2 separate regions of the Mus musculus genome follow, and region 2 is linked to region 1. A link is a loop called in an ENCODE intact Hi-C map of the cell type or tissue named here. Cell type or tissue: gastrocnemius. All regions are shown on one strand. Links, peaks and the distances in the headings refer to the core of each region. The heading gives the core; the rest is flanking DNA. Region 1 holds the start of Gm34014 (a long non-coding RNA gene). Region 2 holds the start of Krtcap2 (keratinocyte associated protein 2).

Region 1 (15,606 bases), core at 2,581-10,580:
AGAATTGAACTCAAAACCTCTGGAAGAGCAGTCAGTGCTCTTAACCGCTGAGCCATCTCTCCAGCCCAAGATGCTGTCTCAAAAGAACAAAAAGTAAGAAGGGTTGGTCTGATACATGTGAGTATTTGAGGCCCTGGACTCATCCCCCTATCTCAGTCTCTACTCCCCTCCCACCTCAATACACTGTACAAAAGAGTATACATGGGGCTGGAAAGAGAGCTCAGTGGTTAGAGCACCTGCTGTTCTTACAAAGGACCTGGTTTTGATTCCTAGCACCCACATGATAGTTCACAATCATCTGTAACTCCAGTTCCAGGGGATTCAACACCCTTTTCTGGCTTCTGGCTTTGGCTCCTAGCACCCATCTGTTAATTCACAACTCTCTGTAATTCCAGTCCCATGCCCTCATCTGGACTCTCAGGGCAATCTGCACATACAGGATGCACAGACAGATATGCAGGCAATACACCCATAAATATACACCGTAAAACAGAACTACAATAAATTTACTGATTATTATGGCTACAAAGCCAGGTTGAGGAGGAGTGGCTTTTGATTTTTAAAAATATGTATTTATTGTCCGCATATGTGTGTGTGGTTGCAAGCTCATGTATGAAGTCAGAGGACAATCTGTGAAAGTTGCTTTTCTCCTTTCACTATGTGGGTTCCAGGGAGCAAACGCAGGGTCAGGCAAGTCCCTTTACCCTCTGAGCCCTGCTGGCCCTAATTTGTTTTCTGTTTTGTTTTGAGACAAGGTTAAGGCTGAACTCCTGCTCCACGTGCCTTTATGATTTAATTGCTGTGTGAGCCACCATGCCCAGCTTCCAGGACATTGTGTGTTGAGGGGATAGGCGTGTGTGTGTGTGTGTGTGTGTGTGCGCGCGCGCACGTGCTTGTGTGTGTCAGGCTTCCTAGAAGCCACTACACCCTGCTTATGATTTGTTTTCTCTTCTTCTCCTTCTCCTCCTTCTCCTTTTTCTTCTTCTTTAATAACAGGGTTTCTCAAGCCGGGCGTGGTGGTGCACACCTTTAATCCCAGCACTTGGGAGGCAGAGGCAGGTGGATTTCTGAGTAGAGGCCAGCCTGGTCTACAGAGCGAGTTTCAGGACAGCCAGGGCTACACAGAGAAACCCTGTTTTTTTTGTTTTGTTTTGTTTTTTTGTTTTTTTGAGACAGGGTTTCTCTGTATAGCACTGACTGTCCTGGAACTCACTCTGTAGACCAGGCTGGCCTCTACTCAGAAATCCACCTGCCTCTGCCTCCCAGGTGCTGGGATTAAAGGTGATTGCCACCACCACCCAGCTATAATTTCTATTTTCATTCACTGCAATGGAATGTCTAAAGGCTGTCGTAGGGTCAATCTAAGGAACGTGGCTACTGAAAGTTTGTACTCACCCCTCTGTTTGCGTAGACGCGCTTGCTGTCCTACGGCTGCCAATAAATGCTTACAGAGGTTGCACTGCTCAGGTTGAGCACCCTGGCCGCTGGCTGCTCCCGACCAAAGCTACAGCACTTAGTACTGCTGCTTTTTGGTTCTGCCTTCCTTAGGTTGTCTTTGTAGCTGCTGAGAAGCAGCAAAGAGGAAAAACTTAGGAGCAAGCTCACCGCGTGAAGACTAGACAGGAGCTGACCCCCTCTCCAGAAGCCTATGGCGCAAGAGACAACTGAGCTGGAAGTCTGTGTCAGTGCCTCTGGAATAGAAAGTGAAGAAAGACAATTTCAGACGTTTAAAGGCTGAAACAGTCAGTCAGAGACAGGCTTTCACTGTAAGATATGTTTTCTTAAAAAAAATCCTTCAAGCAGAAGAAAATTGACAGCTGATAGAAATCTCCATCCACACAGAGGTCGAGAGAAGCTCAACAAACAGTAAACCTGTAAGTGCTTTATACTTTCTTTATTTTATTTTATTTTTGAGACAATATCTCACTTTATAACCCTGGCTGGCCTGGAACTGGCTTTGTAGACCAGGCTGGCCTTTGCACTCACAGAGATCCACCTGCCTCTGCCTCCCAAGTGCTGGGGTTAAACAAATGCTGGGGTTAAAGGTGTGCAGCATCACACCAGCTGTGAACAAACAAACAAACAAACAAACAAACAAAACAGTTGATGGGGGCTGGAGACGTGGCTCAGGGGCTGCGCTTGCGGAGGACCTGGGTCGGGCACCTAGATACTGACTTACTACCAACCGTAACTTTAGTTCCAAGGGACCCAGCTTCTGGACTTCATCTGCACCATGCACTTGGGTGGGGTACAGATATATAAGCAGTCAAAGCATCCACTTCCACACACAGTACACATTATATATAGTGGGCTGTGTACAAATAAGCCCACTATATCTAATGTGATATAGTGGACAGCCGGGGAAAGCAAGGGTTGGGAGACAGGGCATAGACTGAGCCTTTGGTCTGAAGTATCTGAAGACTGAATGTGGTCTGAGGATGCCTTCATTGTCCTAAAGGGAACATGTTAAGCAAAGCTGAAATGCGCCAGTACAGGGAATGAAATGAAGCTCGCTCTGGTCACAGGGAGCCACCAGCTGCCCACTTGGCAAGGCAACGGGGTGGGGCCCCTAAGTCCACGGAGTCTTCACCAAACTGGTGTTCCAGATAGAGCACCTCTCCTTCTTAAGAAAGTGCTTCCAGGGCTGGAGAGATGGCTCAGCGGTCCAGACTGACTGCTGTTCCAGAGGTCCTGAGTTCAAATCCCAGCAACCACATGGTGGCTCACAACCATCTGTAATGGAATTTGATGCCCTCTTCTGGTGAGTCTGAAGACGGCGACAATGTACTCACATACATAAAATAAACAAATCTGAAGAAGAAGAAGAAGAAGAAGAAGAAGAAGAAGAAGAAGAGAAAAGGAAGGAAAGGAAAAGAAAGGAAAAGAGCTTCCAAATTGACAGACTGCTATAGGCAGGATGGAGCAAGGGGGGGGGCACAATCCCCCTGCCCCCACTTGTTCTTCCTAGACCTGGAATCTCAGAGACTGTTAGATGTCAGGGCTCAGCTGTCAGTGGCCCCAGAGAAGGTGGGCCCCAACAGACAGGCTGCCTGACAGACAAAGGGTCACAGATTCATGGGAGACTCTCCAGGGGACTCCATTCTCACAGCTTCTTTAACCCTGGGAAAGGTGCTCCCGCCAGGGTGGGGCCAATGTGGCATCTTAGGGAGTGAGGAGTAACCTCACTCAAGGACCGCTGTTCACAGAAGCACTCTGTGTAAGAAGGGCGTGCTCTGCTCTGCCTGGGACTGTTGTTATGACTGTAGACGCTATGAAGCAGCAGCCTCTGCCCTCTGGATCAGCTTGTTTGGGCTGCTCCATCTCCCTGCAGTAAGGGTGGGCCTCCATTGCTCTTCTTCCTTCCAGTACCACCTAGCAAGCTGTCGACCATCCCAAGGCCTCGGATCCTTCTCAAAGCCACCTCTGACAACCCACAGTCACCCTAATCCAGGTCCCGTGTCCAAAGCTGTGCATTGTTTTGTTTCTTTTGAGAGGGAACTGCATGTACCCCAGGTTGGCCTCTCTGTATAGCTGAGGCTGCCCTTGAACAATCCACCCTCCTATCAGCTCCTAAGTGCTGAGCTTACAGGGTTGTACCAGGAGGCTCAGCTAAACCCAAGGCACAGCTCCAATCAAGCTGTGTGGGTAACTGGCACTCGGGGAATAAGGCAGACTTTCAAGATCCATGGTGGAGGCCTTTCTAGGGATCATTCCCTTTTTCTCAGTCTTGGAAGCTACCTGTCTGTCCCCAGTGCACAGAGGAGTACAGGATCAGCTTTCTTGGCCACGGGAAGTAGTGTAGGCTCTTTCCTTATGGGCTTGTGTGGGGCCCAGGTAGACAGACATGGGCATGGCCCCACGTGGGTGAGACAGACACTTGTCAGTCTCCACCGGCCCTTCCCTGAGGCTCAAAGTCTGGATGTGTGTGTGCGTTTGTGCCTCTGTGTGTAACTGGGTAAGCCTGTCTGTGGTGTGGGCAGAAAGGTCTCTCTAACCTCAGGCTAAATTCTTCCAGATAGTCCTTCATTGTCTTCTCCATCTGCAAAACAGTGTGTGGGAGGAGTGTTCCAGCCCCTGGAGGGAGGTCTGTGGGCATCAAGGTGCTGGCCGTGGGCTGTGTCTCTGAATATGTGGGTAGAAGCAGGGAGCCCTGCTCTCTAGAGATGCCTGAGTTGCTTTTGTGTCTTGTGTGTGGCTGTGGCTGGGCCCTGCAGATCCCAGGAATGAGAACACAGCTCCAATACCCCTCTGCCCTTTCTGCCCTTTCCCAGACTCCTGACTTTGCCCAGTTTGTTTGGCCACTGCCCTTGTTGGCACCACACACTGTTTGTTTTGTTGGGACTGTCAGCTGACTTTTATGGCAACTGTGTCAGCCTGTGTGACCCTGGATATAAGTGTGGCTTGGGTACCTTGTAAACCCCTTTCCTTGTGTGTATAAGCTGCAGTCGGAAGTGCTTCGAGCATGCACACCTGTGTGTGCGGTATGTCCGTGGTCTGTGGGACTGAGGCTGTCTGTGGGGATCTGAGCTAGTTGGTCCCTCTGGCATAGTGTGAGGTCCCTTGCACCTCAGCTGTGTAAACAAGCCCATGTTTTCCTTTCTAAGGCCCCTTCAGGGTTGTTGCCCCATTTTCCCCACTGAACAGCGAGTTTGGCTGGGTGGGGGTTGGGCAGTTGTGAGATTCTGGGAACAGGAGTGAACCGGAGTGTGCAGTTATGAGTTAGAATGTGGATTAAGCAGTGTTCCCTGGACAACCCCAGTCTCTCAGGGCTGGGCGAGCCTAGTTCTCCCTGGTTTCTGTGCTGGCCTATCCAGTCTTTTATAGCCAGGCTCGACAACCCTACAATTACCAGGGGCCAGATGCTGCTAAGAAGGCCTAGAGATTGGTATTGACCCTCCAGGGGAGGGGGCGTATCTGCCCCACTGGCCAAGCTAAGGGAGACTAGAGGAAGCTGGACTCCCTGATCAAGTTGCAGGCCCACAGCCTGGGTTTCCCTGCTGCTCTGGTCCTGAAGAGTCTTTGGTTGACCAGGCTCCAGCAAGTCTGGCCCTCCCTTGGGACAGTCCCACACTTTCCCAGTCTTTTGTCCTGGGGCTAAGAGTGTCCCTATATCTCCCACCCATGTTCTCCATGCCAGCTCCTATTCCCCACCAGGTTCACCTCCATCTTCATCCATGCCTTCTGCTCCTTCACGGCACAGTCCTTGTCTCTTGGTTCCAGCTGGCATCCTGGTGTCCATCTCAGATGCCTCAAATGTCACCACCACATTCAACTGAGGTTCTCCAGCTGCCACAAAAGCAGTGTGTATGTGTGTGTGTGTGTGTGTGTGTGTGTGTGTGTGAGAGAGAGAGAGAGAGAGAGAGAGAGAGAGAGAGAGAGAGAGAGGAGAGAGAGAGGATGCACAAGATACGGGGGCTGAGCAGCTCCAGACTGGACAAGTGTAGACTAGTCCAAGCCCACCCCTGCTCTTCCATGGCTGACACTCCTTCACCCTTTCATAGTTCACAAATTGTTCCCAAACCAGGGGTGGGCAGTGGCTCAGTGGGCTACAGTATAAGACTCTGTCCAAATAAACAATAATAAAAGAGCCAGGCGTGGTGGCACGTGTCTGTAATGCCAGCACACACAAGACTAATGCAGACAAATCACTTCCAGCCTGGAGTGTAGTGCAATACCCTGGGGTGGGGGAGGAAGCTGGGACTGGAAGGATGGCTCAGTGGTTAAGGGCATTTGCTGCTCTTGCAGAGGACCTGGGCTTGACTCCAGTTTCAGGTAATCTGGCATCCTCTTCTGACTTCCATAGGTACCAAACACACACACACACACACACACACACACAGAGTCACATAAGCATATGGGGCTAGAACACTCATACACATAAAATTAAAATATAAATAAATACTTTTTAAAACCTGGGCAAGGGGCTTGAGAGATGGCTTAGTGGTTAAGAGCACTGATTGTTCTTCCAGAGGTCCTGAGTTCAATTCCCAGCAACCACATGGTGGCTCACAACCATCTATAATGGGATCTGATGCTCTCTTCTGGTGTGTCTGAGGACAGTGTCAGTACACTAACATATAGTAAATAAATAAATATTTTAAACAAACAAACAAAAATCTGGGCAAGAGTCGGGTGGTAGTGGCGCACGCCTTTAATCCTAGCACTCAAGAGGCAGAGCAGGCATATGAGTTCGAGGCCAGCCTGATCTACAGAGTGAGTTCCAGGACAGCCAGGGAATAAATATGTAAATAGGTAAACAAATAAATAGAAATAAAAAGTGGGCATGGCACTGTAACTCCCATGATGACAACACTTAGAAGGTAGAGACAGGAGGATCAGGTGGCCAGACCATCCTCCATAATGTAGGAAGTTCAAGGTCATCCTGGAATTCACAAGCCTGTCTCAATTTAAAAAAGAAAACAGAAAAAACAATGAAAAATAAACGAACACACAAACAAAAAACAGGTTTGGTAGCACACACCTTAATACTGCTTTGGGAGGGCTGGTGAATCTCTATGAGTTAGAGAGCAGCCTGGTCTACATAGCCAACTCTAGGACAGCCTGGATTACCTTGTCTCAAAACAGACAAACAAACAACTACCACCATCAAAGAAAAACCAAAATAAAACAAACAAACATCAACAACAAAAACACAAACAGAAGAAGGAGGAGAAGGAGCAGAAAGAAGAAGGAGGGAGAAGGAGGATGAGGGAGAAAAGGAAGGAGGAGGAAAAGGAGGAGGGGTGAGGAGGAGGAGGAGGAAGAGGAGGAGGAGAAGAAAAAAACCTTAACAACATCTCAAGCTCTACACATACCATGGCTGACCCCTCAGTCCAGATGCTCCGCCACCTGGTGGATATTAAGCAGAACTTCAGGCTGAGCGGGCTCCAGCCAAATCAGTAGGGCTCAGATCTCAGGCCTGGATTGCAAAGAGCCCTGAACCTGTCCTGGCCCTGAGCATAGCTGGCTGGAGCTGGCGCTGGGGCTGGGGCTGGCGCTGGCGCTGGCGCTGGCGGAGCTGGAGCGTACTCTCGTGCAGAAAAGGGAGAACATGGCTACTTCGAACCAAGCCTCACAGCCCATGGCCAACTTTGTTTTGGGGTGCGACAGTGCTGAATAGGCAAGACTCACTTGGGACCCTTCTTGGTGTCCTTGTTGCTATGAAGCTAAAGAAGGAGGAAGAAGCCTCTCAGGATATTGCCCATTAGGAGCCTGCTTTCCTACTGTGCAGACAGCTCCTTGGCTTGGTAATGCCTTACCTCAGAGCTCCCGTGCTTCAGGATAGGGACATCAAAATCAGCCAAAGACCAAGCCCTAGGGCAGCATCAGGATGGCCCTGGCCTGTGTTCATCTAAGTGCTGAGCCGGGTCCCCAGTTCTGCTCCTGCTTCTGCAGACCAATGCCCTGTGCTGCTTAATTCTAGCTGCCAAATAGACATAACCTAGAGTCCCCTGGGAAGAGAGTCCTAATCAAGTATTATCTCCATCAGGTTGGCCTTGGGGCTTGTCTGTGTGGGGCTGTCACGACTAGTAATTGAAGTAGGAACACCCAGCTCTTTGTGGGTGGCATTTCCAAGGCAGGGGGTCCTGAACAGTGCAAGATAGGAGAAAGCTAATTAAGAGAGTTGAATCCGGTGGTGCACACCTTCAGCCTCAGCATTCTGGAGGCAAAGGCACATGGACCTCTGTGAGTTCGAGGCCAGCCTGCTCTATATAATGAGACTTTGTCCTAAACAATAAAAAATAAAATCAAGCAAGAGCGCTGACATTTGATTTCCCTCTTCTTTCTTTTCTTTTCCTTTCTTTGTTCCTGACTTTCTTTCCTTCTCTTTCTTCTTTTAAAACAAAGTTTCCCTGTGTAGCCCTGGCTGTCCTGGAACTCACTGTTTAGACCAAGCTGGCCTCGAACTCACAGAGATCCACCTGCCTCTGCCTCCTGAGTGCTGGGATTAAAGGTGTGAAGCATCATTCCTGGCTTCACACTTGGTTTCTCTGTGCTTGACCATGGTGGTGATGTAACGTGACCAGGGGCTTCAACCTCCTGCCACAGTATCGCCTCTGCTGTGACAGACTGAAGTAAACTCCCTTCTCTCCTAAGTTGCTTTTTCACTAGAGGTTTTTTTTTTTTGTTTTGTTTTGTTTTTGTTTTTATTTTTGTCACAGCAAAACAAATGAACTAGAACTGTTCCTGACTGAGAGGGGGAATGTTCATGCTCAAGGTCAGGGAACTGGAAAGGACCTTTGAAGGGGTGGCACCTCCTCCTTGTCATTCCTTGTTGACTGCGGACATTTTCCCCTCTGAGGACTGTGTGTGACATAAGAGAAGATGAAGGCTCAGTGTACAGAGTTCTAGTCCTGGCTCTGACCTAGACACCTGAGTGCTTGTGTCTGAGTTACTACTCTCTCTGTCCCATCTGTCAAAAGAAGGGTCTAGAGCTGGAGAGATGGCTCAGAGGTTAAGAGCGCTGACTGCTCTTCCAGAGGCCCTGAGTTCAATTCCCAGCAACCACATGATGGCTCACAGCCATCTGAAATGGGATTTGATGTCCTCTTCTGGTGTGTCTGAAGACAGTGTCAGTGTACACACATACATAAAATAAATCTTAAAAAGGGGGGGGGGTCTGGATGACCCACCTCATGCTGGCTTGGGGTCTTCAGAACTTTTTCTCATCACAGGACAAAGAAATAAAAAGCCATGAGCACAGTCAAGGGCAGTGTGGATTTATGGGAAAGGTCCCAGGTGTTGATACAGGTGCCAATGATTAGAGCATGGAGACAATCAAACCCACTTTGTTTCTGTTGGTTTTGTGAGGCTGAGAATCAACCCCAGGACCTCATGCATCCTAAGCGAGTGTTCTCCCACTGGGCTACAGCTTAGCTCTTGAGACCCACTTTGATTGTCAGCCCTACCACTTGCCAGGCTGTGTAACCCTAGTCAAGCAATACAACATGTTAGACCAGTTGTTTTCAACCTGTGGGTCAAAGGACACTTTCACCCAGGTCACCTAAGAACTTTGGAAAATACAGATACTTAACATTATGATGAATAACAGTAGCAAAATTATAGTTATGAAGTAGCAACAAAAATAATTTTATTAGACAGTCGTGTGTGTTACTACAGTAGTGAGCAAAGTCTAAGAAGCCACAGAGATGAGAAAACAAAGATGTATTTATTTCACTATCCCCAAATCCACGGCCCCTTACAGTTGGACTATTTCTAGAGTTTAAAATTTTGTTTTTCTGCTGGGCAGTGGTGGTGCACAGTTTTTATCCCAGCACAGCTGGATCTCTGAGTTCGAGGCCAGCCTGGTCTACAGAGCAAATTCCAAGACAGCCAGGTCTACACAAAGAAACTCTGTCTTGGGAAAAACCAAACCAAAACAACAACAACAACAACAACAAAAACCCCAACTTTTTCTTTTACTTATTTTGTCCAGGGTATTGCTGATGTCAGAGGCCAACTTGCAGAACATAGTTCTCTCCTGCTACCATGTGCTCTCAGGGATCACCCTGAGGTCTTCAGGCTTGGTGGAAGGATCTTTACTCTCTTGCTAAGCCCTACTGTGGTAGGTTGAATGAGAATGTCTACTACAGACTCATATATTTGAATGTTTCATCACCAGAGAGTGGAATTGTTTGAAAGGATTAGAAGGATTAAGTGGTGTGGCCTTGTTGGAGAAGGTGAGTCTCTAGGGGTAGTCTCTGAGGTTTCAGAAGTCCATTCCCGGCCCAGTCTCTCTCCCCTTTTCTGCCAGAGCATTAGGACATAGCTCTCAGTCACTTCTTCAGTACCATGCCTACACGCTGCCATGCTTCCCACCATGATGATAATGGACTGTGAAAGTGGAAGTCGCTACCACATGCTTTCTTATATAAGAGTTGCCTTGGTCATGGCCTCTCTTCACAGCAATAGAACAGTGACGGACACACCTATTCTACATTTTGAAACCACAAGCACCCCCATGCCTCACCAGCCTTTCTTGGCCTAGAAATTTCAGGGGTCTTCACCTGACCCCTGTTCCCTCACAGGTGATGTCCACGCTGCAAGGCCTTCTGTACTCCACAAGAGAGCTAGCTGGCATTGTGTACTTCCTCCATGAAGCAGGCTTCCTCTGACCAAGCAAAGATGGGATTTCCCCGGCTATTTCCACTGCCCCTGGCAATTAACCATGCTATACTGCATCTGCTCCTCATCGTGTGGTGTGTGTGTGTGTGTGTGTGTGTGTGTGCGCACACACACACACACACGTGTTCACGAATTATTTTGTTTTGTTTTTGTGTTGTTGTTGTTGTTGTTGTTGTTGTTTTCGAGACAGGGTTTCTCTGTATAGCCCTGGCTGTACTGGAACTCACTTTGTAGAGCAGGCTAGCCTCGAACTCAGAAATCCGCCTGCCTCTGTCTCCCAAGTGCTGGGATTAAAGGCTTGTGCCACCACGGCCCAGCGCATTACTGATTCTTGATCACACACCATGTCCTGGTTAGGGTTACCATTGCTGTGATAAAACGCCGTGATGAGGAGCCAGGTGGTGAGGAAAGGATTTACTTGGCTTCCATGTCGTATATAGTCTATCACTGAAGAAGTCAGGGCAGGAACTTAAACAGGGCAAGAACCTGGAGGCAGGAGCTGATGCAGAGGCTGCCACAGAGGGGTGCTACTGACTGGCTTTCTCATCATGGCTTGCTCAGCCTCCTTTCTTATAGATCCCAAGACCACCAGCCTAGGGATGGTGCCACCCACAGTGGGCTGCCTCTTCTCATCAATCACTAATTGAGAAAATACCCTACACCCTGATCTTAAGGTGGTATTTTTTTTCAGCTGAGGTTCCCTCCTCTCTGATGACTACAGCTTGTGTCAAGTTGTCATAAAACTAGCCAGCACACCCTAAGAGATATGGAATTAAGTAGGAGCTGTCTTAGTTAGGGTTGTCATTATTGCAATGAAACACCATAATCAAAAAGCAAGTTGGTACCACACACACACACACACACACATCTGGGTGGCACATGCCCTTAATCCCAGCACTTGGGAGGCAGAGGCATGTAGATCTCTGAGTTTGAGGCCAGCCTGGTCTACAGAACAAGTTCTAGGACAGTCAAGGCTATGAAGAAAAACACTGACTCCAGAAACAAACAAACAAACAAACAAACAAAGGCAAGTTGGGGAGAAAAGGGTGGTTTATTTTGGTTTATGGTTTCACATCATAGTCCATCATTGAAAGATGTTGGGACAGGAACTCAAACAGGGCAGGAACCTGGAGGCAGGAGCTGATGCAGAGACCTTGGAGGAGTATTGCTTACTGGCTTGCTCATCACAACTTGGGCAGCCTGCTTTCTTATAGAACCCAAAACTACCAACCCAGGCATGGCACCACTCACAATGGGCTGGACCCTCCTCCACCAATCACTAATTTAAAAAATGCCTTACAGGCTTGCCTACAGCTGGATCTTATGGAGGCATATTCTCAGTTGTTGTTCCTTCCTCTCAGATGACAACAGCTTGTGTCAAGCTGACATAATGCTAGCCAGCACAGGAGCTTTAACAGTTGTTTGTGCACACACACACACACACACACACACACACACACACACACACACGCTCACTTGAGTATAAGTAGAAACAGAGGACACCATCTGACATCTCTCTCCTGCCTTTATGCGGCTTCTGTCATCAAATGCAAGTCATCAGACCTTCACAAGTGATTTGCCGTGGAGCCATCCTGGCCCGGGTCGTGTTTTGACAAAGCACATGTAGCCCACACTATCCTTGAACTCTGTCTTCTTACCTCAGTCTCCCAAGCAGCAGGATTACGGGTGTACAGCCCACACCTGGAAATCATCGTGTCTGAAAGTACAGACAATGTCTTCTCTGTCCCACCAGAACCTGGCTCTTGGCAGGTGTTCCTTGAGTATCGACTGTGAGCATGGAAAACTGGAGCCTGCCTTTCCTGTCTTTTGGTACAGTAGTGTGTCACACTGGTCCACCATCTGCCCTGGGTTCTTTCCCTGCTTGTCCTCCACTCCAAGCATCTGCTAGGTGATATCGAAAACTTACCAAGAAACTGCACACTCTCAGATAGGGTCGCACTCAGGAGTCTAGTCTGTCCTTGAACTTGCAGCAGTCCTCCTGCCTCAGCTCCACTGAGTGCTCAGACTACAGGTATGTACCACCATACTTGGCTACTGCTGTCACAGTGCAACAGACAGCCACATAGGAGAGATGTTTACCTAGGATCTAGCCTGTCCTTGGTGCCAATAAGAGAAGAAGGGTAGGGTAAGGTCCCTTGGGCTGTGAGAAAGTCACCTCCCTGTATCCTGAGCAGCTTCTATGATGGTCTCACACATGACCTGTCCTTTCTGCTCTCTTGACACGATGCTGTGGTTATGTGGAGCCCAGGCCCCAACAGGGTGCACATTTTCAAATGAATAAAACCTCAAAGTGTCATTATTGAAACACAGTTAAGAGACATTTACATTTTTGGTATGTAATATATATGTTTCTTTATTAACATGTTAAAAACAAGTAAAGTCTAACAACTATGATCATTTCAAAGTAGTGACACATAAATGATATTCTGAGATATAAAGCAGGTCTGAAAACATCTGGGATTTCTGTTGGCTACAAAGTCACACGTACTCTTTATGCTGCTGTGGCCTGTTGCCCAAGTACAGAAAGGGAATGTTAAACTTGTCACAGGTGAGTGAAAATAACCATGTAACTTTTTTTTTCCTATCTAGGATCACAAATCCCCTGAAATCCCTGGACCCAGCCAAAAGCTTCTGACTACAGCATAGAGCGCACCAGCCTGAGCCTTAACTCGGGTACACAGGGCCTGGGAAGCGGGTACTCACACCACTTTCCCTGTGGGAAGCCGGAGCCTAGAAAGGTTAAGGAACCTGCCCAAAGTCACCCGGGCTCAACTTGAAGCTCTGTCCCTCTCTCCACTCTGTGGCCTCTAACCTAGAATGCCTGCTCACCCGGGCCTTGAGCCCCACAGGATTGGTTCAGCCAGTGAAACAGAGGGACGTGGCCCCTTGAAACCACACACACTCAGGTATTTTTATCTCCAGTTTATTTTTTTTAGACTAAGAGCAGAGTATGAAAGTCACAGCCAAAGCACTTGAAAAAGGCCCAGGATGGGTGGGGACCACTTAGGGTGGGCAGGGCAAGGTCCTGGGAGTTGGTTCCCGGCTCAGGGCTGGAAGGGAGGGGGCATTGTTGTTACGGTCTCCAAAAGTGTCTGTGCGTTGCATAGGTCCTGTCTTCACAGAAGACAAAAGAGGGGCCAGGGGGGTCCCAAGGGGGGCCTAACCTGGTAGGGGAAGGGGTCTGAGTCTGGAAGGGGAAGTCGAGAAAGGTCAAGGTTAAGAAGGGGAAGGGACTCTGTCTGTCTGTACATTATATATAGAGATATAGAGTCTGTACATGCCTGTCTGGCACCCCGATGCCCACCCCTGTCCACTGCCTGCTCCCCCCCAGGGGTGTCTATTTGTAAACTTGGATTCAATCCAAACCACAGTCCTCTATGTGGGAGTGGAGGGAGAGGACATGCTTATTGCTGTAAACAGGGGGAGGGGCAGCCTGAGGCTCCACCCCTCACCCACCTAGTCCCCTCCCCATGTTCTGCCCCAGAGGAGAGGACAGGGGGCACCTCCCATGCTTCGTTTGTTCTCTCTGGGGCATATTTGCCTCTTGGGGGACAAAGAGGGAGGGCACCAAGGGTCAGGGAAAGGTACCAGGGGCCAGGGAGTCCTGAGCACTGCCTTTATAGCCCCCAGGTTTGGTACCAAACATTACCAAAGCCACAGGCCACCTGGGACCTGTGGCTGTCCCTGTGCCTGATCCACTACGGTGCCTGTCCTAGAGAGTGTGTGGGCAAAGAGGGCAGGCCCAGAGAGATGTACAGTGCAGACCCCGCTCCCAACCATGGGAAGAAGGATGTAGGCCCCACAGCAAGCTCCCTGCTCCTTCTCAGCCCTTCCCACCTCTCTCTGTCATAGGAAGGGGCAGAGCTAGGAGGCCAAGAGCGTCATGAGGAAGAAGGCGATGCCCACGGCCAGAGGCAGGTGTTCCCGCTTGGGGCTGGTCCCACTGATGCTCTTCTCAAGCTTGGGCACCTGGGGATTCTCTCCCTCAAAGTCTTCTGTGGAAAGATAAATAGGCAAACTGGTAAGGGCTGTGCTGTGCGCTGGGGCGGGGGGCACGCGGCGGCGGCGGCAGCAGCAGCAGCAGTGGAGCCAGAGATGTGACCACCCACGGGGGAGGGGCCGGAAGGGCTCGTGTCCCATGGGAAGGCATGCGGGAGGGGGTGGGTGGGAAGCATGCACTGGGAAGGGGGCTGCGATTCCAGCAGTGGCCACAAGAGGGCGCTGCGCAGACTCACCCAACACGTTGATCTTCACATTGGGGCCCATGGTGAACTGGGGGAGAGTGGGGACCGGCTTCTCCCCGGAGTGCGATGCTGCGGGGTGGGGTGCGGGTGGGGAGAGAGGAGGGGAAAGTCAGGGCCAGGACCCCCTCCCCCTGCTACAGCTGGGGAGCCATCCCGGTCGCCTGTGCCCTCCGCCCCCATCCCCAGGAAGCCAAGGGAGCCCCAAAGCAGGGAGGCAAGGATGCGGACGTGGTTGGAAACCGACGCTACTCACTGGAGGCGCAGCAGACGAACACCTTCATCCTCAGACACTTCCAGTGCAGGTTGTGAGTGGGCGTGGCTGGGGAGGAGATTTCTTTCACTCACTTGGTGCCCTTGCGGCTTTAACATAGACTCCCATCCCCCTCCAAATTGCCCGCATCCGGCTGTGTCCCCAAGTCTCTGCTCCAATCTTTCTTTGGACATTGGTCACCATGACTTCGTGGCTAGCCCATCCCAACAGAAATGCTCTGCGACCCAAATTTGGGACTGTCACCCCATCCCCACAGCCTTGCAACTTCTCAGAGCTGAAACCCTGAAGCCTATCCCTGGTGACCACTACAACGGCTGGCCGGGGATCCCTGGGACCCCACCCTGTCATTCAGAAGACCCAGGACCCGGCACTCACAGATGTAGTAGTATTCTTGGCCGGCATGGAATTCATAGCCCAGCGAGAAGGCGCTGTAACGCTGGAACTTCTCGGAGAACTTGATGGGGCTGTGCGAGGCGTGCTGCCGGTTGCATTCCCAGCGCTTGGAGCCTTGGCTGGCGTTGCAGGTGCGGTAGCCGCTCAGGTTCACCATGTACAGCACGTACTGCTCCGCCCCGCCGCCAGGCCCTGAGCTGTTGTAGTGCGGACAGTAAATATCCAGATAGTCGTTCACGTTCACCTGCACGGTGTAGCCCTCTCGCCGCAGGCTGTGGACAAATGAAGTGGGTCAGAGAAGAAACTCCAATGCTCCAAGGCTTTCCATGTCAACACCCTGTCAACACCCCACGGACCTTCATTAGAACACTATATATATATTTTGATCATAACACTTCAGTCCCTCACTCTCTTGGCTTTTTCTACAATCTTTTCTCAGCCCATTTCTGTGCCTGTGGTCTAGTGTGCCAGTCCCTTGTGTCCTCTCCTTTTGGGCCTGTCTTTCCCCTGGTGGCCACCAGAGGGTAGCAAAAGCACAAGGAAGCCTGGCCT
Region 2 (15,606 bases), core at 3,466-11,465, 57 kb before region 1:
GTGGAATTAATTTCATTGCGCCAGAGATCAGCTCTCATTAGAATTTCAGACAAGCAGTAAGAAGCTCCACCCCAGAATGACAGACAGATGCCCCTGACCCTCTTCCATCTTTCTACATCCCCACCCCATCCCACAGGCCCCAGCCCCACCTGACTTAAGGAGCCGGTCCAAGCGATCTGGCTTGGGGAGAGTTCTCCGAGAGAGGCGGGGGCTGCGGGTAGAAGGGGTGGAAGCAGGAGAAGTGGGCTCCGAACTCGGATCCCCACCATGGCCTATGTACCCCTGCTGGCCCAAAACCTCCCGGGCACAGGCCTGGCACACGTTGTGGGTACAAGGCAGCACTAGTGGCTGCTTGTACATCTCTTGGCACACTGGGCACAGCAGTTCCTTCTCCATGTTCTTCATGCTTGTCTGTGGAGGGACCAGGAGGTTGTGTGAGAGCTAGGACACTTGGGCAAATCTCAGCCCGGTCCCTTGGCTGCCAGGAAGGGCAGCACAAGCTACCTACTGCTTTGGCCCAGTACCCGCCTTCGTTGGTTCACACACCTCCCCAGCTCTCTGTCTCCTGCTTCAGCGCCCCTCTTGGGGAGCTTAAGGTCCACCAAGAAGGTACAGTTGGAGCTCTGGCCTCCCCCACCATCGCGCCCCACCCCCATCACTCCCGCTGCAGCAGTGCTGGCAGGCAGTCCTCCCGCCTCACCTGTCTCCATCCCTCCATCTCTGGATTAATAGCATTTATTTCAAGGGCACCACCCATTCTACAGCTGGGTGTTGTCCCCCGCCCCTTTCTCTAGCAACCCTTAGACGCATGACTGCTCCCCGCGGCCAGGGTGCGCTAGCTCTCTGAACCGGCTGGGCACTGGCCGGCGCCCCAGCACCCATCCTCCATTCTTCAATTCTATTTCTTCCAGTCTCCCCAAATCAACCCATCTCTCTTTGCCTTCTATACTAGAGCTATCAGACCCAGTCTGGTGGAGAAATTCGGCCTGTTTCAACCCTTTGCTCAATCTAGGGTGGGGGAGGAAGGAGCGCCCCGCCTACCTGCCCCCTCCCCACCGGAAGTATCCCTCCCCCTTTTGGTGAGGGGTCTTCTGGCTATTCCCCACCCCCACACCTCACCTTGGTCCCTCTCTTCGCAGCCATCCCGGTCAGGGGCGCAGCTGACACAAAGGAGGGAGGGAGAGGGAGGGAGGGGGAAGGAAGTGGTGGGGGGGAGCAGGGTTGGCACCGCCTCTGGGAGAGACGGGCACGGGTTACCATGGCAACGGGAGGCTGCACGGCAGCTAGCGGGGGGGGGGGTTGGGGGCGGTAGGGGGGGTGGTCGGGAGGGGTCCAAATTGGGAACTGCACCCAGGAGCGGTTTTTTCATCACCCCACCCCACCCCCCGCCACACCTGTCCTCAGTTTCTTGGAAAACATCCAAGCTCACACATGCCCCTTCTCATAGCCCTGGTGCACGCCTGGCAGCTACCCCAAGCCTACCCGCTGGGTCCGGGCAGCTTCTCGCTGCCTACACCCCAGCAAACGGGAGTCTCACCACTCGGCTGTCCCCAGGATCCCTCCACACTTGCGTCTCCGCCCTCCCAGTCATTTCTGTCTTAACTAATCCCTTCTCTATAATCCATATTCTTCCTGGACCCCCACCTGTTCAAGGGTCTGGCTTGCCCCGACCCTTTACATCCCCTCCCTTCCCCTTGACCCCACCTTAACTCACACTGATGCGGACTAGTGCATCCATGATGGAAGTGAAGGTCTGCATATCCTCACCCTCAGCCATGGCCCTACTGTGCCCGCCCGCCCCCGGGTGCCCGATCCTGGCTGCTGCTGCGAACCCGGGGCTTAATGCAGGAGCCGGGTGGGGTGAAGGGAGGGGTGGGGAGGGTGAGATGTCACTGCGCATGCTCCAGGGACTAGCTTCGAACTGCGTCCGTCGAGGTAGGGGGTGGGAAATAGTTCTTCCCACGTGGTTCTCCAAAGGCGGTCTAGGGGGTGGGTAACATGGAGGGTATTTGAGGTAGGAACCATTCCTCCTATTAGAAGCTTGCATCGATTCCTGGTCATACTACTCACATAAAGCACGAAGCTCGTTTCAGAAGAACAACTCCAGGTGGACGGTGCTACATCTTGGGTGGCACATATCTTCGGGAGTTGTTGAGGCAATTATAGTGGGTCAGGGAGGTCTGAGGAAGTTGTACGGGAGATGACATGAATAGCAATGAAGGCACAGGTGACTCTAGGCCATGGGATCATGACTGAAAGATGAGTGCAGCTTGTCCAGAGAGACAGCAGATGCCTTGGCTACAGAAGGCTGGAGACCAAGCAGGGCGGTGGCCTAGAATGCTCTTAGAAGCATTATTTCCTCCTTGCCACAAGAGGGCGCTGCACCCAAGGCGCGTAGAGGAAGAAGTAAAGCAAGTCCACGTTGGCCCCGACGCCTGCGTACAGACAACCGCGCCGGCTTTGGCTCCCCTCTTTCTCCAGGGACACGGATTGGACCACGGACGGGGCGTGATGGGTAACCGCACCGGCGGGATGCCCGGGCTGCTCTAGCGGGAGTGGGCGTTGGGGTGGTCCTCTTTTCTCCGTAGCCTCGGTAAAGCTGACGTGTCCTGGGAACTAGCATTTCCTCCGGACAGGCGGGAACTTGGGTGTGCAGGGCCGGGTGGTTCCTGGAGGTCGCTGTGGGGTGGGGGCTGGGTCACTTGGAAGTGGTTGGTGAGCCAAGCTCCGGAGTGAATCTGCCTGAATCTTAGCCTGACTCTTTTTCTCATTTATAGTAGTCGGTACCGGGACCTCCTTGGCGCTGTCCTCCCTCCTGTCCCTGCTGCTCTTCGCTGGCATGCAGATCTACAGCCGCCAGCTGGCCTCCACCGAGTGGCTCACCATTCAGGGGGGCCTGCTGGGCTCCGGCCTTTTCGTCTTCTCCCTGACTGTATCTTCCTCGCGCTGGAAGGGGAGGCGGGGGTGTATGAACAGAACATGGGCGGGAGTGGGTGGCAAGGGCTTTGCAGTCCCTCTACTTCCTATCTTGTTGCGTGAGTTTCTCCTTAATTACATCACCCAGGCCTTCAATAATCTGGAGAATCTGGTCTTTGGTAAAGGCTTCCAAGCAAAAATCTTCCCTGAGAGTAAGTGAAACTCAATAGTTAACTGGACTCTTTTTTTTTTAAACCTCTCCCAAACATGATGCCGAATTTCCCTGTGCTTAGATGATAAAGGAGAAATACATTTGCTTAACACAATCTTGAAGACAGAAGATGCTTTCAGATTAAGCATTTTATTGGAGCTGGAAGAGAAGCACAAAAAGGGGGGAGGGGAGGGGAGGGGAGGGAGAGGAAAAGAAAGAAAAAGGCCAACCTGGTCTGCTCTCAGGACAGGTTTCAAGTGAACAGTCAAGCCTGGGCTGATGTCTGATAGGCATCCAGGAGAAGGTGTTCTTTGTCCCTGTGAGAGAAGAAAGCAAAACCAAGCCCACTGAGGGATTCTGATGTGGAACTGAGCCCGCACTATTGACTGCTGCTGGAGGAGATTGTGAAGTCTGTGTTCACTGGGATGTTACCAATAGCAGGACCCCTGACAGAAGGAGAATAGAGAATAACCGCTAGAGCTCACTCTCTTTCTCTGCATCCGCTTGTTTCTCTCTTCCTTTCTTCTCCTCCCTTCTGTAGCCCACACTGGCCTTGAACTTCCTGTGTGGCTGTGAATGACTAAACCCTTGACTTGCTGATCTTCCTGCCTCCACTTCCCAGGTCCTGAGATTAGCACTACCTCATGTAGTTTATGAGGTGCTGGCGATTAAGCCCAGGTCCTTGAACATGCTAGGCAATCTCTCTCCCAATGGAGGCACATCTCCAGCCCTGATAGATCAGTTTTTGTGTGTGATAATTCTTGTTAGATGGTTCATATAGAGATCTGATGGAGAATAGGGCTCATAAAACAAAGTCGGCATCAGGACCGAGCCACTTGGAAAGCCACATGCTGGGAAAAGCAAGCAGTTGTGGCCCCGTGAAAGACTCACCCAGAAACCCCGAAGCCCGCCATTGTTGCTGTCTTCACGGCCCTGTTGGAGGTTTCCAGAGCTTCCGCCCAGCAATGCCCAGAGCTTCTGTCTCTTCCACTCTGTCCCATGTGTTTCTTATATGCTGAAAGAAATTGTTGGAAGGCAAAAACCTTGTCTTTCAGCCAGACAGTGATGGCACAGGCTCTTAATCCTAGCACTAGAGGCAGAGGGAGGCAGGTCTCTGTGAGTTCAGGGCTAGCGCGATCTACAGAGCAAGTTCCAGGACAGCCAGAGCTACACAGTGAAACCTGTCTTGAAGTGAGAAGAAAAAAATCCTCTTCTTTGCCTTCCTTTCTGGCTCCAGCTGGACAAGTGGACCTCTTAGCCCCTTCCACCCTCTCATCCGTATCCTGTCCTCTTAGAGAAGCCATAATCCTCTTTCCTAAGTCATGGGAACACGCCTGCTTTCCGCCCTTCTAGAACATTTTATTTATTGATTTACTTTTGAGGCGGGATCTCACTATGTTGCCCAGGCTGGCCTTCCCACTGTGTAGCCCAGGCTGTCCCTCCCTTGGATTCCTGGGCTTACGTGATGCTTCCTGCCTTATCCTCCGGACTGGCTTGCTGTGTAGGCATATACCACTGCGTTTTCGCTTTCTTCTGTGTATGTTCGGGGGTTGGGGGACCAGGAAGTTAAATGAAACGTGGAGCCAAGCTAGTCAAACAAAACGCCATTCATATCTTCCCTTGGTGTCCTGAACAAGTGTTCAGGCACAAGGCATTTGAAATCCCTGCTTTTATTAAGGCATACCTATTTTGTTTGTGTTGTTTTTCTAGTCAGGATTTCTCTGTGTAGCCCTGGCTGTCCTGGAACTCCCTCTGTAGAGGAAGCTGACCTCCAGCTCACAGAGATCTCTCTGACTCTGCCTCTAGTGCTGGGGTTAAAGGTGTATATCCCCATGCCAGGCAGGACGTACGTTTTCAAGCAGGTTCCTCACAGGGTTCTAGACTGCTCCTACTTTTCCGTTGCTCTTTTGACCGCCTTCTGATTGACCCTCTTCCTGTCTCCCCAGTTCTCCTCTGCTTGCTGTTGGCGCTCTTTGCCTCCGGCCTCATCCACCGAGTTTGTGTCACCACTTGGTACGTATCTGACAGCTGGGCAAGCGGTGCAACAACACCATGTCTTGTGGGACCAGATCTTCCTATGGTGTTAATAGTCCCTTCCCTTCCCACCATATGCCACCTCCTCTGTCCCCTCCCCCCCATTATTTTTTTCAAAGCTTTTTTTATTTATTATATGTAACTACACTGTAGCTGTCTTCAGACACACCAGAAGAGGGCATCAGATCTCATTACGGATGGTTGTGAGCCACCATGTGGTTGCTGGGATTTGAACTCGGGACCTATGGAAGAGCAGTCAGTGCTCTTAACCCCTGAGCCATCTCCCCACCCCCACCCCTTTTTTTTGTCCTTAGTTTCCCAGGCCTAAATCTGAATTCTTTACCTGACGCTGGTGTCTGCCCTAGTAGCAACATGCCTATTGGTTTAATGACTTATTTTCACCCCCTAGCTTCATCTTCTCCATGGTTGGTCTGTACTACATCAACAAGATATCGTCCACTCTGTACCAGGCAACAGCTCCAGTTCTCACACCGGCCAAAATCACTGGCAAGGGCAAGAAGAGAAACTAACTGTGAATGAGTAATAAAGTTGTGTCTTTGTAGCTGTGTCTGTGAACTGTGACAGTTGACCTCATCTGCCAGTGCCCAAGCTGGGCAGGTGCTGCAGCATCCTTGCCCTCCACTGACAAGAGAGTCATTGTGGGAGAAGAACGCAAAAATGATCGGGGTCTTAACCTATGGGGAGAGAGGTTAAACAGTAGATAATACAGGAGGGCCTGCCTTTCAGAACCTAACTGGTGTGCGTGTGTGTGTGTGTGTGGGGGGGGTATGTGCACATATGTTGGGGTGGTGCACATTGCGTGCGTGTAAGGACCCTGGGTTGGTCACCGACCCTTGCTTCTTCACTCTGGCAACCTTGTTTCCCTCCCCCATTTATCTTGTCTTCAAGATATTAAGAAATCCATAAGTCTCTTCAGGTTAGATCAAAGAGCAGCCAGCCCACAGCCTCAGCCAAGTCTTGATGGAAATGAGGCTGTGGCCCCAGACCCTGCTTTGTGCTGTCATGAGAAGCAGCTCTCTGTCCAGGGTGCTTGTCCTTTAGAGCAGCAAGGTTCCCGCCCCCTCCCCCCCCCACCTCCCTCTCCCGGTGGATGCTCCAAACTTTAGGAAACACCCATTTTGGTCACTTTTGTATACTCAGTAGTGCCTGAGAGTGGGAAGTAGGTTGGTTGAATGAAAAAACTTATCCTTCAACCCTTCTAGGACAAAATCCTACACATTTAGAGGCACCTAAAGGTTAGGGAATAAGGCTCAGTAAAGATGAAGCCAAGCGTCTAAGGAGGTCTGGTGAAGGATTATTAAGAGGCCACACTGCCCAGTCAATCACTCTTTACCTGGCCCAGGAGGAGGAACTGCACAGTTTGCATAAAGTGCTGACAGAGGGCGCTGTGAGCCCATCGATCCTGGATACTCAGGCCGACCTCTACCTGCATATTGGTCCTAAAGGACTAGGCAGTGCTCTAATTCTTTGGAAGCCAATCTAGGGAACTCAAGGGGCCAGGCACCGTACTGGAAAGCTAGAAGCATCACTTCCTGTTCCTGGGCTAGGAGTTGGACAGAATTTTCAGTAGAGATCACAGAGTCTTTCTGAGCCTGGCAGTTGAAAGCTCATCTAGTGAGGTTGAAGTGTGGCGTGTAGAGCGCTCTGAAGGAGGGATGGAGGGTGTCCAAAACAGGTCCTGGGTCTATGGGAAGGTCTAAGTCAGACCTTGATTTTCTCCTTGCCTGGAGTGGGAGCACTGGGTAGGACACACATAGCCCTGGGATATGGCCTCCTGAGGGTCAGAGGCTTTCAGAAGGCTTGGGTGGAGTCAGGCAGATAACAAATACCACTTCTAAGGTTTAGGTATGTGAGGGGAAGATCAGAGGTGACCCAGCAGTGCTAAGGAATCAATGTCACCTACTGTGTAGGACCAGGGGCAGTATGTGCCTCAGGAATAATGACCCATCCCTCAGGAATGGGTGGATTTACAAGGCAGGTCGGCGCCAATAGCAGCTTTACACTCAGCCTATCTGTGGTGTCTAGTTGTAGGCTATACACACCTGACCTGCCAATTAACCCTGACAGAGATATCACAGTCTCTAATCACCATCATTAGGTAAAGGGACCCGAGGATATGGTGCCTTCCAAGACCTGAAGGTGAAAAAGACAAAGGAATTTGGGGTTCCTGGGACTGCTCCAGCCGGGTGGCAGAAGACCTATGGGAGAGCGGGGCATCTCCCCACCCCCACTCCCCGGAGGACAGAGGGAGGCAGATGTTTCCTCCTGTTCACTCACACGTGGCAGCGACACCCACAGGCACCCGCCCCCAACTCCGGAAACAGGAGTAAATAATACGTGGGCGGAGTCGCTGTAGTCTGGCCTGAGGCTTCTGGCCCCTGACCTGACATGCTCCTTGGAGTCAAAGGTGATACCACCCTTCAAGAAGGCAGTGGGACACTGAGACTGAGGCAAGTGGACTAGATTGGCCTCCCTCCCCGGGACAGGCACAAGCATGAAGAGTGCCTGGCATTTAGGGCATACCAATGGGACAGGGCGGGACCTGGGGGCGCCCAGGGCAGGCGGGAGGGCTAGTCTGCGCCAGCCCTTGGCTCCAGCCCTTTCCGGCCCTTATTGTCCTTGGTGAGAACCGGACACTGTCCTGTTCCCACTGCCCCCTGCCTCCACAGCTCTGCTCCCCAGGGCCTGGGGAAGGATGTTGGGAAACAAGAGAGAGGCAGAGACCCATAGAGACAGAGAAGCTGAGAGACACAGAGACAGAGGCACAAAGGAAAGGGTTCTGTGAGAAGGATACACTGAAATCTATTGTGAAGGCACTGGGTGGTGGGCTCTGTGGGAACCTTGGTAGAATGGGAAGTTGGCAGCCCTGCCTTCTTTGGGGGACTGCTGGAGTCTACAGTCCTTGACAGGTTACAAATAGTGCTACCTCCTAAGCAAACAATGCTCAGAGCCCTAAGGCAGACAGCCGGGGCACTTAATTGTCCCCTATAGGTACATTTCTTGGCTTCCCTTCCAGGAAAATGGAAGTTCCTGGGGGCTCAAGGGCCAGAGCCAGGATCTGGCTCCTCAGTCCACCCCTTCTAGGGCTGAGAGCCAGATGTGCATATACAAGCTGTACCATAGATGCTGCTTGGTTGAGTTCCTGCAGAGGCACAGGGAGAAGCCCCTAATTGGCTATAGAGTTAGGCGTTCTCAAATACCTATAGCAAACAGCTTTAGGTCAGCTACTGGGAGTGAAGACTTCAAAGCTTTCCCTTAGGCTCCAAGGGGCAGCCACACCCAGCTAGGCTCTTCAGCGCTCTTCAGGCTCTTCAGGCCCGTGCCAGGTGGGAATCCTGGGCCCCACAGGTCTCAGCAGTTCCTTCCCGGGATTCAGATCCTTTGCCAACTGGAGAGAGGTCCAGGTCCCTAGATCTATAGAGGTTCCAGCGACACTCAGAAAAAAAAACAGGCATGCGTCTATTTAACAAATTATTTTTCTTGCACATGTAGAGTGTGTGTGGTGTCCTCACATGTATGCATATTCACAAGCACACAAATGGGTGGATAGGCACACATAGGCATGCAAAGTTGGAGGTCCAAAGTTAAAGTCTAGTGTCTTCCCCAGCCTCTCCTTATTTATTGAGGTAGCATCACTGAATCTGGAGCTCACAGACTCCAGTTAGTCAAGGTAGCCAGCGTGTCCTGGGACGCCCTTGTCTCTGCCTCCTGGGTGCTGGGACTACAGGAGGTTGCCACGGCCACCTGGATTTTTGGGATATGAACTCCTGTCCTCACCTGGCCCTTTCTCCACTGACCCATCTTCCCCAGCCCAACATGAACAGTTAGTTAGCATGGTGTGGCAAGTGTGCTAGCCACACAGTCTGTATAGGACTCAGAAATTCTGATGATAAACTAAGATTCTATTATGTCCCTTCAAGGTCTGTGGCAACGGGCACACGGGATTTGCTGGGCTATTCTGTGTTATGTATATTTGAAAACTCAAAAGTAAAAGTTCAATCTTTTTTTTATGGCCAATTCCTGTTTTCCTAGAGGATCTGACTCCAGCTACACTGGGGGACAACACCAGAAACTTTAAATTAGAGCCATCACCACCACCACCACCCCACCCCACCACACCCCCGAAGCAATAAAGTCTAAGCCAAATGGGTTTCCTTACTGTGAGGAGGGAACCTCAAGGCTCCCAGAGAATGTCTCACACCTTGAGAAAGCCGGGAAAGAAAAGCAGAGGGGGCCTCCAGGGCAAGAGGCAGAGGTCAGGGGAACTTAGGGGAACTGGAGAGCAAAAATACTGACCCAGGCTCAGCAGAGAAGGGCTGTATTCTCTGTGTCTAGGTAAACTGCCCTGAGCACTGCCCTCAAGCACTTTGAAAGGATTTCTGGGGCTTGGGTGTGTGCATCCACCTGTGTGGGGAGACTAGGGGTGAGGCTAGTAAGCGCAAGGTGCAGGGACCCACCCCTTCCAGCCCTGTCTCTAGACTGTGCCCCAGACCAACTTTAGGTTTGTAGGCACTGGGAGACAGTGGAAAAGAGACACTTCTTTTTTGGGGGGGGGGGGAAGGTGTTTCGAGACAGGGTTTCTCCGTAGCCTTGGCTGTCCTGGAACTCATTTTGTAGACCAGGCTGGCCTTGAACTCTAGAAATCTGCCTGCCTCTGCCTCCCAACTGCTGGGATTAAAGGCATGCGCCAACATGCCTGGCTGAAAAAGACGTTCCTTACGTTTGTTATTGCTGCTTATTTTAATGTGCTCAAGTGTTTGCCTCTGTATATTTATGTACACTGTCTGTGTGCCTGGTGCCTGCAGAGGTCGTAAGAGAACACTGAATCCTCTAGAACTAGAATTACAGATGGTTGTGAACTATTCTGTGGGCACTGGGAACATAACCCAGGTCCTCTGTAAGAGCAATAAGTGCTTTCAACCTGAGTTGTGCCGTTTTTTTCCAGCCCTGGTTGCTTTTTGATACAAAGTCTCATGTATTCCAGGCTAGCCTTGAATTCCTTGTGTTGCTAAAGATAACCAGTTTCTGGTCCTCTTACCTTCACCTTTCCAGTATTGGGACTGCAGGTCTGAACCACCAGGCCTAACGTTATTTGGAACCAGGTATAGATCCAGGGCTTTCTGCACAGTAGCACAAGATCCATTCACTGAGCTACATCCTAGCTCCAAGAGATGCACCTTGAATTAGACAGCTCAGAGGTGTAGTTTGAACTCTGACACTGAGCAGGTGAGTGACAGAGGCAGATTGAGTGACAGGAGCAGATTGAGTGGTTTCTCCACACTTTAGACTCCTTGACTGTAAAATGAATTGAATAATAAAAAAGGTTTGAGGGGCTGGTGAGATGGCTCAGTGGGTAAGAGCACCCGACTGCTCTTCCGAAGGTCCAGAGTTCAAATCCCAGCAGCCACATGGTGACTCACAACCATCCGCAACAAGATCTGACTCCCTCTTCTGGAGTGTCTGAAGACAGCTACAGTGTACTTACATATATTAATAAATAAATCTTAAAAAAAAAAGGTTTGAATTAAATCTAAATCCTGAGGGAAGTCATATATTTAAGAAACGTTTGTTTTTATTCTTTTCTTCCCTTTTTATTTTGTCTTTTGTTTTTGTTTTTGTTTTTGTTTTTGTTTTTGTTTTTGTTTTTGTTTTTTCAAGACAAGGTTTCTCTGTGCATCCCTGGCTGTCCTGGAACTTGCTCTGTAGACCAGACTGGCCTTGAACTCAGAAATTCACCTGCCTCTGCCTCTTGAGTGCTGGGATTATGGTGTGCACTACCAGGCTCGGCTGAGGAGTATCTTATATGATGATGACACCTTTTGGGGTGGGGCAGGTACTAAGGTCTCACCATGGTAGATGAGTACTTTAACACTGAGTTTTAGATGAGATTAATTTATCTTAAAGGGGGCGGGGCAGGGTGCTGAGAGATGGCTTAGTGGCTGAAGCGCTTGTACTCAGTTATCAACTGGGTTCAGATTCTCAGGTTCTATATAGACTGCCAGATGGGTGTGGTAGCCTATCTGTGATTTCAGGCTTAGTGGGTGGAGACAGGAGGTTCCTAGAACAAGCTGGGTGGCGGGCAAGACTAGCCCTGTGAGTGAGTGAGTGAGCTCCGGGTTTGCATGAGTGATGCTGCCTCAAGGAATATGGTGGAAGAGCGATTAAGTATGATTCTCTCTCTCTCCCTCTCTTTTTTTTCAAAGATTTTATTTATTTCATATATTTGAGTACACTGTAGCTCTCTTCACACACCAGAAGAGGGCATCAGACAGATCCCATTACCGATGGTTGTGAACCACCATGTGGTTGCTGGGAATTGAACTCAGGACCTCTGGAAGAACAGTTGGTGCTCTTAACTGCTGAGCCATCTCTACAGCCCCAATTATAATTCTTTTTATTTTTTATTTTTTTATTTAGTTTTTATTTCTTTTCTTTTTTTAACTATTACTTTTTAATTTTGCGTGCTCACTCAGAGTGTGGTGTGTGTGTGTGTGTGTGTGTGTGTGTGTGTGTGTGTGTGTGTGTTGTGTGGTTAAGCCAAAAAAGGTGGCTGGAGAAACAGCTGTGGGTGCTGGGAACCGAACTCTTATATTTTTGGTTGTGAGCCTATCAAGTACAATTCTTGACATCACTATCTACACACACACACACACACACACACACACACACAGAAAAAGGAAAAAGTGAAGGAGGCCAGTGGAGGTCACTTACCTAGCACACAAGAAATCCAGGATTCAATCCCAGCTTGAAAAAAAATTAGATTGGTAGATTTTGTTTGTTTGTTTGTTTGTTTGTTTTTTGAGACAGGGTTTCTCTGTGTATCCCTGGCTGTCCTAGAACTTACTCTGTAGACCAGGCTGGCCTCGAACTCAGAAATCTGCCTGCCTCTGCCTCCCAAGTGCTGGGATCAAAGGCGTGCGCTAACACTGCCCAGCAAGTTTCTGTTGTGGATCAGCATCATCTGAACAGCTGAAGGTCAGATAGTTAGAACAAGACATGGCTGTCCCTTAGTGGGAGGGAGCTGAGCAGGAACACAGCCTCTGGACTTGAGCTGAAATACTGGAACTTTCCTGGGCCTTGGCCTGCTGACCCACCCGTCAGGCTCTGGACTTGGCTGATTCCATGACTGCTGAGCCAATTCTTTAAAAGTCAGTCTACCAGGCCCCTTCTCTCTGCCACTGGCTCTGATTCGTGGGAGAACCCTGACTCATGCGCTGTTTTCACAAAAGGAAGGAAAGGCTAGCCTGACTGCGAGACACTACACAATCTTGGGACTGGCAGGCAGCACACTGTCAACACTCACAGTTGCTGTTCCCATGGGCTCCGGTCTCCAGCTTCAACATTTTTTTTTATGTATATGAGTACACAGCCATTGTCTTCAGGCACACCAGAAGTGGGCATCTGATCCCATTACAGATGGTTGTGAGCCATCATGTGGTTCTGGGAATAGAACTCAGGACCTCTGGAAGAGCAGTCAGTGCTCTTAACTGCTGAGCTATCTCTCCAGCCCCTTGAATATTGTTTTGTATTACACGTATTTATTTGTGTGTGCTCTGTCCGGTATGCCTGTGGAGAGTAGAGGACTAACTGTGGGAGTCAGTGCTCTCCTTCTGCACTGTAGAGTAGAGGACTAACTGTGGGGCCAAGGGATAAAACTCACAGCAAGCCCCTTGACGTGATGAGCTACCTCCCCAGCCCTTTTTCAGCTTTCCTGGGGTACAATCCTGCTATATTGTACTAGCTGGCATGATGCTTGAGACCTAGCCCAGGATGGTCGCAAGCATGTGACCATCCCTTAGCCTCAGCCTTCTATGTGATGGATGTTTCTCTCTACCTGATATAATAAATATTTGTTTGCTGCTTGTCTCTGTCTTACAGTATCACTTTATTGAAAGGAGGGGATTTGTCTGCTTAATAGATCGGCTTAGTAGGTAAGTCCTCAGTCAATTTTTTCTTTTTTGCAGAAGTGAAGCTTTGAACCCAGAACCTGTGGATACTAAGCAAATACTCCACCACTGATCTACACTCTGCTCAGAGCTGCTCATTTCTTACAGCAGAGTCTCACTGTGTTGTGTTGTCTAGGCTGGTCAGACTCAAGCTCAGGCTAGCCTATGGCTTCAGTTCCCCGAGTCTCTGAGACTGGGACAACATTGTACTTCCTTAGCTAACAGGTGTTTTAGGTGGCAGGGGGTCCTTGTGCCTACAGATAAACAATAGGAAACCCAGGAATGTCAAACATGAAGGATTGTCTCAGTGTAGGAGAGCTATACCTGTTTTCCACACAGAAGGCTGGGAGTGCCTGTAGTTAGTAGCCTGGTGTTCTGTGCAGTCTCTAGGGCCAGGGTACAACCAAACCCCCAGACTCTCCCTCCCTAGACCTTTATATTCAGTTTTGTTTCTTAGTCAACAGAACCCATCCTTAGGGGAGATGTTACATGTGCTTAATAGCTTGGTGACTGCTGTGCTCGATGTATGACAGAGAACACAGGAGATTCTCCCCTAGGCCCTTAAGCTGTCAAACCCATCTTTATGGAAGACGTCATATGTACTTTGCAAAAGTATTTCAGTGTAGTCACGCCTGAAGCCTCACTGTGCACACGGGATTGAGATAATTGTTACCAGGAAACTTTTTCCCCAAACTGTACATTTAGACATGTTTAGTCTAAAATAAACTGCCTGGTGTCAGACCTTCCAAGTTTGAACCAGCGCTGTGCTACGTTGTGTCGAACCTCATTCCTTTATTGCCTCCTGCCGATTGTCTCTGTGCAGGCAGTGGGCATTTGCAAAGACCCCACTGGTGTTTATGACAGGCTGTCAGGACAGCCACCAGTAGCATACCACAGCACGCTGGGCTCTTCGGGGAAACAGCTTCTGCCTTGAGGCAGTTTGAAAACACTGAACTCAGATGAGCCCCATGTTTCTGCCAACTGCTCAGCTCTATTTCTGGGTCCTTCCTCCCTAAGGCTGCCATCGTTTCCTGTCTGGATGCTTTAGGGCAATTTCTCTGAGAACCCTGATTCACCTGAACCCTTTCCCTAATCAGGACGACATCTTTGATTTGTCATTTCCCAGGAAAGCCTGTCTGTAATTTTCCCAGTATGTGTTTTGTTGATTATATGTATGGCTGTTGTTACCCCCAGGAAACTGTGGGGACCTCACCTCGAGGGCAGGGATGGACAGAGTCTGACTACCTGGAGCCCTCCTGAAGGACTCAGTAATCACCCGTGGGCACCTGTATGTAGGTGAACCCCTGACCAAGCCCTTACCTTCACCATAAACTCATCTCCTCAAGCTGCTGGTGGCTGACCCTAGGATTTGTGCATGCTAAGCAAGCGCTTTACTACTGAGCTGTACGGCCCTGTACCAATACCTTTTGACTTATTTGCTTTTATGTCTGTGCTTTGCGTGCCTGAATGTATGTGCACTAGGTGTGTGCCTAGTGCCTGCAGAGAACAAAAGAGGCCATCAGATCCCCTGCAGTTATAGATGGTTGTGAACTCTGTGGAGGTGCCAGGAACTAAACTCAGGTCCTAAGTGCTCTTGCCTGCTGCCAGGAGTGCTTTATAATAATTGCTTCTTTATTAAACCGGGTGTGGAGGCACATGCCTTTAATCTAAGCACTCCAAGGCAAAGGCAGGCAGATCTCCATGAGTTTGAGGCCAACCTGGTCTACATAGAGAGCTCCAAGACAGCCAGGAGTACATGGAGAGATCTCATCTCCAAAAACCAGGAAAAAAATAGATTTTTAAAAATTAATGCATGGTATGTACACTGCTGTCTGTGAAGATCAGAAGAGGGTTATAGATCCTGTGGGTTAGAGTTATAAGCAATTGTGAGCTAGCTGATGTAAGTGCTGGGAACTGGACTCAGGTCCTTCAAAAGAGCAGTATGTATCTCTTAGCCACTGAGCCATCTCTCCAGCTCCCTAGCACAACACAAATGCTTTACAGGGGTCCACAGTCACCTGGTCCTGACCAGTTTTCCCAGCCTCTCCTGCCATTTCCACCCCGTGATCGTGATCGTTCTGGAGACAGCCACAAGAATTACTCAGCATGATCTGTCACACCTTCAAGCCTTTGTTCAAGCTGTTCCTCAGCTTTGCAAGCTGCCTCTGCACGCTGCCTCCCGACCTAGACAGCTCTTACTCATCTTGCCAGAGTCGAGTCGGGTTCCTGGGCATCCCTGAGCATCTCCTCCTCAGCAATCCAACCTTGCTTCTCTGTGTTCTGGCTAACAGGAAACCTTCCTCACTCTTCAGTGGCTAGGAGAAGGAGCCCTCAGGATTAGACTTTGTTTCCTTCTGAAACCTAAGCTAGAAAGGTAGAAAGTGCCAGCAACCACAAGCAGAAGGAATTTCTCTCAGACAGTTCTGAACAGTGAAAGGTCGGTGAAGGCAGTGTGGGTTCTTGGTAAGTGTTTAGCGG

The links. Peaks named below come from ENCODE experiments on the same cell type or tissue, not always from the same donor. Only the 100,000 strongest peaks of a DNase experiment are listed, where the experiment ranks them.
Region 2: a loop joins it to region 1, with 4 times the contacts of the local background. A loop is called at or near these places in 24 of 42 quality-filtered maps.

The regions. Positions count from the first base shown.
Region 1 is chr3:89,301,427-89,317,032 of GRCm38, forward strand. It overlaps Gm34014 (a long non-coding RNA gene), which reads left to right and starts at 1,614. Exons shown (of 3, transcript XR_867453.3): 1 at 1,614-1,874; 2 at 9,437-9,565; 3 at 11,879-12,475. Efna3 (ephrin A3) reads right to left here. Exons shown (of 5, transcript NM_010108.2): 2 at 15,037-15,326; 3 at 14,644-14,709; 4 at 14,382-14,459; 5 at 12,473-14,141. The coding sequence ends at 14,011. Gm33845 (a long non-coding RNA gene) reads right to left here and starts at 1,554. Exons shown (of 4, transcript XR_375824.3): 1 at 1,396-1,554. It overlaps Gm15998 (a long non-coding RNA gene), which reads left to right and starts at 15,320. Exons shown (of 2, transcript XR_003954662.1): 1 at 15,320-15,606. In gastrocnemius, for the core only: a CTCF peak has its summit at 6,851 (motif pointing left); a DNase peak (open chromatin) is centred at 6,879.
Region 2 is chr3:89,244,001-89,259,606 of GRCm38, forward strand. It overlaps Krtcap2 (keratinocyte associated protein 2), which reads left to right and starts at 2,438. Exons shown (of 5, transcript NM_025327.3): 1 at 2,438-2,515; 2 at 2,778-2,932; 3 at 3,065-3,128; 4 at 5,074-5,140; 5 at 5,571-5,729. The coding sequence starts at 2,512. The coding sequence ends at 5,691. It overlaps Trim46 (tripartite motif-containing 46), which reads right to left and starts at 1,897. Exons shown (of 10, transcript NM_183037.2): 1 at 1,715-1,897; 2 at 150-411. The coding sequence starts at 1,777. It also overlaps a transcript of Dpm3 not described here. In gastrocnemius, for the core only: a CTCF peak has its summit at 6,564; DNase peaks (open chromatin) are centred at 6,580 and 7,479; H3K4me3 peaks cover 1,700 bases; H3K27ac peaks cover 2,738 bases.